Linked DNA regions of Homo sapiens: region 2 is linked to region 1. A link is an interaction called in ENCODE POLR2A ChIA-PET data of the cell type or tissue named here. Cell type or tissue: GM12878. All regions are shown on one strand. Links, peaks and the distances in the headings refer to the core of each region. The heading gives the core; the rest is flanking DNA. Region 1 has its middle 74 kb from the start of SP4. Region 2 has its middle 15 kb from the start of SP4.

Region 1 (5,381 bases), core at 274-5,273:
CACTCCAGCCTGGGTGACAGAGCGAGACTCCATCTCCAAAAAAAAAAAAAAAAAAGAGAGAGAGACTGAGGTTTGCCATGTATGTTTGTGCAGGTTGGGCACTGCACAACTCCAAGGGCATTTTTACATTGTGGTCTACGTGAATGGTGCTCCTGGGACTCTTGCAGCACACAATCTATAAAGCTGAATATGGTAGCCTTGCTTACTAATGGGTAGGAATTAGATACAGAATGTTAAGCAGATGTGTGTGTGTGTAGATGATGGTGGTGGTGGTGACAGGTTGAGAAAGTAGATAGGCATTCCAAGTAGAGGGAACAGCATATTACAAGACCCTCAGGTGGGAAGGTACTTTCTTTTCTTTGTTACCTGACATGCGGGCAATTATTCAGACTTTCACAACCCCAAATGTTTTATTGGTAAAACTGGGGAAAACAAGTTTCATGGCTACTTAACTTGCATTGTCATTGTGAAGCATTGAAGCTATGTAAGGAAGCACAGTGCTCAGCATAGTGCTCAGTCTCTGTGTTTCCTTCTTTCTATTTCCTAGAAGCAAGGTGAATTTGGGGTCACCAACGTGACACTTAATAAATAGCAGGTACTTGATTCACACCTCTATCATTAACACTCAAAAGTTCTAGGACTATTAGTGATTGCTAAATAAGGTTTGCTTTCCAGGCAGCTAGTGCAAGAAAGGAAGGCAGGTTTGGACAAAATTATCAAGTTACCTTAGCTGTGTGGTGACCAAAAAGGGAACTGAAATTATGACATTGTCCCTCCCACCGCACAGTCCACACCCTTCTCACCCACACCCATCTGATCTTATCTCCTGCCCAATCTGACATTTTGCTCTTTCAGGAAGCAAGTTATGCTGTTCTTTTCTTATGCCTCCAGTCTATTTTTTCAACACTTTAATTTTATGTTATTGTGGTAAAATATACAGAACATGAAGTTCACCATGTAAATCATTTTTAAGTATACGATTCAGTACTTTTAAGTATGTTCACAATGCTGTGTGACTGTCACCACTATCCATTTCCAGAACACGTTCATTATCCCAAACAGAACTCTATAACTATCAAACAACAACTTCATTCTTCTTCCCGCCAATGCCTGGAAACCTCTATTCTGTTTTCTGTCTCTGTGAATTTGCCTATTCTAGATACTGCAAATAAGTGGGATCATAGGTTTATTTCACTTAGCATAATGTCCTCAAGGTTCATCCATGTTGTAGCATGTCAGAATTTTCTTCCTTTTTATGGCTGAATAGTATTCCATTGTATGTATGTGTGACATTTTGTTTACCGCACTTTCTTTTGTACAATTATCTTATTGCAGTGCTATTGTTTTTGTATGTATTGTGTGAGCACCTGATGGCAGATGTGTAGGCAGAAGTTCTAAAGCGGCCCCCAGTGAAGTCCCTCCCGAGTCCCTGGGACTTCAGAATGTGCTATCATGCTTGAGATTATGTTTTGTTACAGAGGGAGACCAGCCTGGATTAGCCTGGTGGGCCCAATGTAATAACATACATCTTTAAAAATGGAGTTTTCTCTGGCTGATGACAATAGAGGCAGTCAGGTTTGAAGCACGATAGTCATTTGGCACTATTACTGCTTAAAGATTGAGGAGCCATGGGAAAAGGAATGTGAGTGGCTTCAAAGAGCTGAGGCAGGTCCCAGATCTCAGATGGAAAGCACTTCAGTCCTGTAACTGTAGGGTACTCTGTCATAACCTGAATGGGTTTGGAAGTGGATTTCTCCTCAGAGCCTACACTTAAGTTCCCAGCCCGGCTGACACCTGAATACTGGCCATGGGTGACCCTGAGCAGAAATTCCTGCCACACCAGGTTGTTCTCTGGTATACTGAGTGGGGAGGTAATAAATGCGTGTTGGTTTAAGTTGCGAGATTTGTGGGTGATTTGTTACTCAACAACAGAAAAGGACGACAGCGAGGACCCCATCTTTTCATGTTTGTGTTTAGCCCACTGCCTGGAACTGACTAACTTCCCAACAAACACTAACCAAGTAATCGATTGAAGGAGGCAGGAAGAAGGGATGATGGGTGGAAGAGAAAAGGAAGAACAAATGAAGAAAGAATGGATGAGGCGGCAGGATGGCTTGAGACTAGCCTAGCCCTAGAGATAGGGAGACCCTGTCTCTACAAAAAATGAAAAAAAAAAAAAAAATTAGCCAGGTGTGGTGTCATATGCCTGTAGTTGCAGCTACTAGAGAGGCTGAGGTGGGAGGATCGCTTGAGCCCAGAAGCTCCAGGTTGCAGTGAGCTATGATTGCACCACAGCACACCAGCCTGGGTAACAGAGCAAGACCCGGTCTCTAAAAAACAAAACAAAACAAAACCAAACCAAACCAAAGAATGGAATATGGAGGAAGCAAAAGGGAAAAAGGTAGAGACCAGATGTAGGGGAGGGCATTCAAAAGGGCTGAAAGTGAATGAGGGAAATTTTTCCAAAGAAATCTAGAATATTCTTCACCTTCTTCAGAAATTCAGATGGTTAATGCTTTTAAAATTTTTAGTATTCCAATTATTCAATTGTGTAAAGTAAGTATTTGTTTAGTGTCCTGTCAGCACAGATTGTAACTTGAATGAACAGAAATCTTGAATGTGGTTTTATTTTGATTAAGAACAACACTTATCTTCGATGTCTTAGGCACCCGTATAGTCAAGAATAGCCTGCTGGTAAAAGTCCCTGAGGGCAGTTAGTCAAGGAGGATTGGACATTAATATCTTTGGATTTTGAAGGAACTTATTGGAAGTAATTTCAATAAGTTCAATAATTGAACTCGTATGCCTCATTCTACTCTAAGAAAAGAAAAATGAGTCGATCCTTTGCATGATCACTTATCTGGATTTTAAATAGATGCACAAGCTTCTGATACCTAAAGTGTCACTTGTATCCTCATGTAAATAGCAGGATAATTTCCTTGACAGAAAATAGCTTCCTCATCCATGCATTACTGTCCTCATGATTTCAGCATTAGAGATTCATTTCTTTAGATTAAACATTGATCTTGACCCTTGTGAAATGCAGCTATGTTACCAGAAGGAGTAAGCTGTAAGTTCATTAACCTTTAAACATTAATGAAACATATCAGATGATTTTTCTCTCCCTTGCACAAGAGCAGTGAGAATCTGGTCATATGGGGGAACACTAAAGAGGAACTAACATCAAAGTCAAATTTACTTTCTTAGAAATTCTGTGTAGCTCAAGCCCTGTCTGGAAAGCTTATAACTGAGTTCCAGTTTCGATTTCACTGGACTGATCTGCTGCATGCTCAAAGGTATATTCAAATGTCAAGGCAAGGACAGTTGCTATAGAGCTTAGTTCCTTCTTTCATTTGATTAGACACATAAAGGGGTCATGTTCATCAACATGTTTATTTTTTTTAAATGACAGAATGACAACCTCAACAAGCTGAAGAAAAATTGGGATATCCTCGGGCATGTAACTGAAGGGTACAGAAGAGCTGCTGACTTCCAACAGAGATGGGGGTTCTTGTGCCACATGTCATTATCGAAAGCCTCAGCCTCTCTGTTCTGCTTTCTTGTTTCCTCTCTTTTTCTCTGTCTTGTCTTTTTCTCTGTCTTGTTTCCTCTCTGTCTTTTGCTCTGACTCCTTTCTCCTCCCCAGCCATCCAATCTTCTCTCTCTACATGTCTCCGCTCTGCTTTTCCCTATGTTGCCTTTATTCTCTGAAAATGTCTTTCCTCTGGTAAAATACATGGTACCCTACACTGCTCCAGGGATACATTGTTAGTGCCATAGCCTACAGTTGGTTAGAGAAAGGGTACAGCACAAGTCCAGAGGATGAGCCTGATTGGCCGAAGTTGGCTGACTTTCCCATCCCTGCAATCCTTCTAAATAGGAAGATATGTTCCCTGTTTCCCATAGAGGCGAGGGCTTCTTTTACCAGAAGAGGTGAAAGGAAAAGGCTTTATGCAGATGAATCCATGACTTCCACAGTCTATTTCAGGGTTCTAGTTGGATTGGTGGGTTTAATGAACACTGTACTTCATTGCTTCACAGTGGATGGCAACATTTCTATTTCACATTGATGTTACATTTTTTGAAAATTTGTATAGCAGAGGTGGAAGAGGAGAAAGAGGTGGAGGGGAAGAAAGCAACGCTATAATTCTATTTATTGTCTATTCGAAGAATACAACAGCTGAATCATTGTCCTTCAAATTATTATTTTTTTAAAGAAAAAGCCCTTTTCAAAACTAGAAATGTGTTATTTTTGATAAAGTTGGAGATCCAAATTCCAATTTTACTGCTGCATTATCAGAGTTAAAAGGTAGTCACATCTGGTTAAGGATTGAGTGCCGAAATAAAATTTGTAAAACAAAATGAAAAGTTCTAGGCTTGGTTTGACTCCAACTCTTTAAGAGATCTTTGTTGCTTAATCATTATCTATTTATTTAATTAATTAATTAATTTATTTATTTATTTTTGAGACGGAGTCTCACTTTTTCGCTCAGGCTGGAGTGCCGTGGTGCAATCTCAGCTCACAACAACCTCTGCCCGGGGGTTCAAGCAATTCTCCTGCCTCAGGCTCCCAAGTAGCTGGGATTACAGTTGCGCACCATCACGCCTGGCTAATTTTTAGCCACCATACCCAGCTAATTTTTGTATTTTTTGTAGAGACGGGGTTTTGCCATGTTTCCCAGGCTGGTGTCAAACTCCCGGCCTCAAGTGATCTGCCAGCCTTGACCTCCCAAAGTGCTGGGATTACAGGCGTGAGCCACTGTGCCTGGCCTCATTTTTTAAAATGAAAAAAAAAAAAAAATATATATATATATATATACATACATATATATATAAGTATTAGCGACCATTTATGACACTAATGATGGTCAAAGACCTCTACACATACAAGCTTCGCATTATAAAGTTTCTAATGCAGAAAAATGTGGATTCTAGTCATCTTTTCTCACTTGGATGCATTTCTTGAGGACTTGCTGAGTAATGTATTTGGTACACTCTTGGTGTTGGCTACAAACAGGTAAGGAGAGAGACGGCATGACCATTCCCACAAAGTCAGTGAAATAAAAGACAGTCTTCCCAGGGACGACACAGTAGAGCCCCTCCCACTACTTTCTTACTTGTTATTATTGTTTATTTTTTTCAGGAAGCCCCAGTTGTCAGGCGTGGTGGCTCATGCCTGTAATTCCGGCACTTTGGGAGGCTGAGGCAAGCAGATAGCTTGAGCTCAGGAGTTCAAGACCAGCCTAGGAAACATGGCAAAACTCCATCTGTACAAAAAATACAAAAATTAGCTGGGTATGGTGGTGCAAGCCTGTAGCTACTTAGGAGGAGGCTGAGGTGGGAGGATCACCTGACCCTGGGGAGGTCGAGGCTACAGTGAG
Region 2 (5,381 bases), core at 164-5,163, 60 kb before region 1:
AGATACAGAGGCTTAGAAGGCACTTTTGCGAGTGAATGGTCCTTGAAACTTAAGCTTCAATAGCTTTGCAGTAAATTCATATCAAGGAAGTCAGTGGATATCAAACAACTGTGAGATTTAAATTGTTTCTAAATAATGAATAATTCTTCTTTTTTTTTTCTTTTTTTTTTTGGAGACGGAGTCTTGCTCTGTTGCCCAGGCTAGAGTGTGATGGCGTGATCTCGGCTCACTGCAACCTCCACCTCCTGGGTTCAAGCCATTCTCCTGCCTCAGCCTCCCAAGTAGCTGGGATTACAGGCACCCGCCACCATGCCTGGCTAATTTTTTTTGTATTTTTAGTAGAGACGGGGTTTCACTATGTTGGCCAGGCTGGTCTCGAACCCCTAACCTCGTGATCTGCCCATTTCGGCCTCCCAAAGTGCTGGGATTACAGGTATGAATAATTCTTCTTAATTTTAAAATAATTATCCTGTTATCTCTGAGACAGGTAGTGAAAAGAGAAAGGAAATGAAGTAAGACACACCTAGCTTCCTATCCTGCCTCAGCCAGGTAACCTGGGGCAAACTATGTGATCTCTTTGAGCCTCAATTCCTTTATCTGTAACATTGAAGTGATGATGTCTATCTTGAAATATTTGAGGGGAAAAATTAAATAAAAGTGTGTATGTAAAGCGCTGATATATAGAAGTTGTGCAATTCATGATAGCTAAACTGAAAGACTAATAAGATTTGGGTAGTCATAAGGATAAGATTTTTAAAGATGTCATTTGGAGTTCTCGTGTCATCAGGAAGATGACAAATAATCTTATTTCACATCCTCGAATTTAAGGCGTAAGACAAGAGTTCATAAAATGTCACCAAGCTGTGATAATCATATTAGGCTTCCTTCAGCCAATTCTAGCTTGTGAATGGAATGGAAAAAAATCACTCACATAACTGGTTGGCCAAGATAAGAACCTTTGTACTCTTTGTTCCTTCTTCTTTCTTTCAAAGTTCGGGATCAGAATCAAGGACTAGGGCATTTCTTGTCACTCTGTATCCAAGACGCAAGTGGCCAGGTTTAAGTGTACACAGATGGGCCACATTATCAAGGAGGTAGTAGGTTGGCAGGAAACTATTATATCATGCAGCTCTAGGACACCATTCATCTAGAAGACTGTACTCAAATTGAACTCCTCAGTCCAGCAGAGATGGGGTCACTTGGGAGCTTGTTAGAAATGCAGAATCTCAGCCCCACCCATGTGTTTTAACAAAATTTCCAGGTGATTCGACACACAGCAAAGTTTGAGAAGTGCTAAACTAAACAACAATGTCCATGGCTCCCCCCCGCCCACAAACTTCTGCAGTGCTCTGCAGTTCTGAGGATCCCTCCCTTGGGTTCTTGGAATGCATTTTCTTTTTTTTTTTTTTTTTTTTTGAGACTCTGTCGCCAGGCTGGAGTGCAGTTGCGCGATCTCGGCTCACTGCAACCTCCGCCTCCCGGGTTCAAGCGATTCTCCTGCCTCAGCTTCGTGAGTAGCTGGGACTACATACACGCGCCACCACGCCCAGCTAATTTTTTTTACTTCAGTAGAGATGGGGTTTCGCCATGTTGGCTAGGATGGTCTTGATCTCCTGACCTCATGATCCGCCCACCTCGGCCTCCCCAAGTGCTGGGATTACAGGCATGAGCCACCGCGCCCAGCCTGAATGCATTTTCTTTTATAAGGTCAGAAAGGTAAGAAGGAGTGAGGGGCTGGCCTTCTTTTCCTAAGAGAAGGCCCAATCTGCCTGATTCTTATTGAGCTTTCATTCTATGGGTTCTCTTCCTTTCATGCAACTCATGAGACAAGGTAGTTCAAACTTGAGGGCAAGTTATACTTTGCAGAAGGTCCAGGCATCTCTCTGGCTACCACATTCCCTTCTAAGAGGTGGAAGAGGAACGATGGGGCCAAGGGTTGGCTCCTACTCCAGAGAGAGGCCCAGATTCTCTAAACCAATTCTCTTTATTTTTCTCTCTCTTCCCTCCTCTTCATCATCATCCTTTTTCTTTTCCTCTCTCTATCAGCTGGACAAAATAAGCCAGGGAGCAAATTCATTGGGAATGACTCCTGCCCTAGGAAGACCTAGATGACAGGCTCAACCAGTGTTGGAGCTCACTCACTCTCTTATCTTTTTCAAGCTAATCAGTATGTTCCAGATCCACCTTTCCTAACCTTGGCTGTGGCCTTGAGGAAAAGGGGAAAGAGGAAGAGAAACCTATTAGGCATGTATTATTTTTAAACCTCCAGACTAAACAAAATGAATCCTCTATTTGTCATAGCACAGCTTCTCAGGATGCACTGACATTTGGGAAGGCTCATTTAGTACAAAAAGACATGCCTTTGCTGCCAGTGACTATGTGTATGTTAATTACAAATACTTAGCACTTACTGTGTTATATATAAGCACTTTACATGTATTGACTGATTTAATCCCCCATTAGCTCTAAAAGTTAGGTGTTATAGTTGTTCTTATTTCACAGATGTGAAAATAGAGGCACTCAGAGTTTTAATAATTTGCAAGATTACCCAGAAAATAAATGGTAGGGAGTGGGGATTTGAACCCAAGTGCCTGGTGCCAGAAACCTTGCTCTTAACCTGCCTCTGACACTTGTCTCCAAGGAACCCTGCAAAGAGAGTTGTTTGGTTGGCATGTTCCTGCTCCTCCAGCCAGTTACCATCCTAATCGCATTACCATTCCCTACAGAGCTCCTTTGTCAAAGCACAGCCACAGATTTTAAATCATGAAGGATGTGTCTGACTTTGGTGAATGCGGCTGTTTGTTTAGTAGACCAACCAGATTTACAGATGAGAAAAGGAAGCATATCATAGGCTCAGAAAGACTTCCCACAGCACCAATAGTTTTTTTTTTTAACAACAACAACAACAACAACAACAACAACAAGAAAACCCTCAACAACGAAAAAACATAAAAAAGAAAAGAAATATGAAGGCCGCATAAGATAATTAGGGTAATTCAACCAAAGAGAGACAAAGAGTTACTCTTTTCCTAAAGCGAATTTTCTAAGGGTAAGATTTTCAAAACTGAACCAGTTAAATGTATTTCCTGTTCTCACCCACAGCTCCTTGCTTTGGGTAAGCAAGTATGCTGTTTACAAAGTACTTTCACAGATGTTTACTCTCTGATCTTCACAGCACCCCAAAGAGGTTGAGTATCTTGCCTAAAATAACACAAACTAAGTGGCAGAGTTTAGACTGCAGCCTGGTGTTCTGAGGTAGAGAGGCAGCTTCACTGCCTGCTCTCTGTTCTTTAGTGATAAAAGAAGAGTGGAAAGACATGTGAATCTCATACTTTAAATTTGGAAATTTCCAGTCACACAGAAATAACAGCTAGCAAGTTATCAAGGGCTTCACCATTCACCAGATGCTGACCTAAGAATGTCACATGGTGTAATTTGTTTAACCCCCAAAATAGATCAGTGAAAAGCCTGTTATAATCCACATCTTGCAGATGAAGAAACTGAGGTATGGAAAAGTTAAATGACTTGCCCAGGCTCATCCTTCTAGCAAATGGCAGAGCTAAGACTCCAACCAGGACACCTGTTTCCAGAGCTGTTCGCTTATTACCAAGCTCTCCCATCTCTGCTGAAAAATTAAGATCAAATTGACAAGAGAACTGAACAGCATTAGTCCTCAGAAACATCTGTGATGGAAAAGGGAGAGTACACAACATGTTTGTAGTGGGAAGAAATATTATTACAATACTCGCATGTTAAATAATCATTTGAAAGTAAACAGGATTATCAGTTAGGTGTCAGCATGGAATATTAATGATTAATAAAGTGTATCAGCTTATATAATCTGTATATCTTCCTGTGTAAGGAGCTGTGTGGAGTGATGGGGGCTCCAAAGACAAGCAAAAGGTGCTCCTGGCTTCAAGAAGCCCACAGGGAAGCTGGAGAGATGACAAACCATCATCACAGGAGAAGTTATACAACCCAGAAACCATAAATAAAAGTTCAATTGAAGCCATAATTGAAGAGATGTCACAAGGCAGTAGGTGATTAATTGCAAAATGAATTCTCCAGTCAATAACTGTAATGGGAGTTTAAGGCAAGGAGCAATCCCTCCAGGCTGGGGCTGTGAGGGAAAACTTTGTCAGGGAGCTTGAGCTTGAATTGGATCTTGAAGGATGCCCAAAATGTGAATAGCTGTAGGGTGGGAGGGGAAGGGAATTCCAGACAGAACAGTGTAGGTGAGCCGAGGTGTAGAAGCAGGAAAATACGGGGAAAGCACATTTGAGGTGGGAAAAAAAAAACAGGAGGCCTGGCTGGACCTGACATAACTCCAGGGCCAACCCCTCAACCCTTGGAGCTGCTGCTGTGGAAAACACTTCATAAGGCACCCTGGTACTATCCAATCTCGAACCATCCACCTGCTGTCTGCCTGCCTTCCTACTTCTAGGCCAGGGAGCCCTTGGTAACACATGCAACCACAAGATGGGCAAATCCTTCCAAAAATCTTGTGTTCTTCCCACACTCATGTCTGTTTCTGTTTCTCATGTGAATTCCTTGAGAAGTACAATCTATCCAGGCAGCCTGTTAGGAATATATCTTTTGGAAAGCCAGAAAATTTTACCATACTTCCCATCCCTGTCTTTATTCTTGGAGACTTTCTTAAAAGCAAGTTCCTCCTGTTACAGTAGGTAGCTAGTCAGACATGAGCAGGGCAGGACAGAGCACACCCTCCTGCCTCCACCAAGAGGCAGGCTCCACCAAGATGTCTGGTTGGACAGCCATCAGGTGATGGTCAAGCAGTTGTTAAACTGTTTCTCTAAAATAATAATTGGTCACAGCTGGCACCAAGGAAAGGCAGTCTCCCATTATCTAGAAACACCTGAAACTGGTGATTAGCAGCTTCCCGATAAGATCTCAGGAGGTGGGTGAGTGGACTCAACCATGCCCACAAAGAGGCAAAATGGCAGAGTTTAACTGTTATATCACCTTCCTCTAGGAGCACTGCACTGGTAAGGAACGAACGCCTCGAGTGAGCATGCGTGCAACCTCAGTAAACGTACTGTGCATGCGGCCCCTCCCAGGTGCTGGCTGACCACTATGCATGTGGACAGCCCACCCCAAGGGAACGATCAGGGGAGGAGGATGCCGTCGTATAAACCCCAAGTCAAAGGTCAAACCATGCACTTGATCTCTCAAGTCACCTGCTTGGTCCTCTTGCAAGTGTACTTTACTTCCCTTTGTTCCTGCTCTAAACCTTTTAATAAATTTTTGCTTCTGCTCTAAAACTTGCCTGGGTCTCTCACTTTGCTTTATGCCCCTGGATTGAATTCTTCTTTCTTCTGAGAAGGCTGCAGACCTGTGTGGATTAGCCGCTGCTAACATCC

What was found. ChIA-PET counts read pairs that join two places held together with the same protein. Peaks named below come from ENCODE experiments on the same cell type or tissue, not always from the same donor. Only the 100,000 strongest peaks of a DNase experiment are listed, where the experiment ranks them.
Region 2: POLR2A ChIA-PET joins it to region 1 with 11 read pairs; 17 of 35 experiments call an interaction of 5 or more read pairs at or near these places.

What each region holds. Positions count from the first base shown.
Region 1 is chr7:21,350,922-21,356,302 of GRCh38, reverse strand. No RefSeq gene overlaps it. Among named protein-coding and RNA genes, the nearest start is that of SP4, 74 kb to the left of the region's middle. RefSeq lists enhancers at 898-947, 3,012-3,221. In GM12878, for the core only: no CTCF peak of the experiment used is centred there; DNase peaks (open chromatin) are centred at 792 and 3,352; H3K4me3 peaks cover 1,375 bases; H3K27ac peaks cover 3,577 bases.
Region 2 is chr7:21,410,506-21,415,886 of GRCh38, reverse strand. No RefSeq gene overlaps it. Among named protein-coding and RNA genes, the nearest start is that of SP4, 15 kb to the left of the region's middle. In GM12878, for the core only: a CTCF peak has its summit at 4,728; a DNase peak (open chromatin) is centred at 3,256; H3K27ac peaks cover 1,237 bases.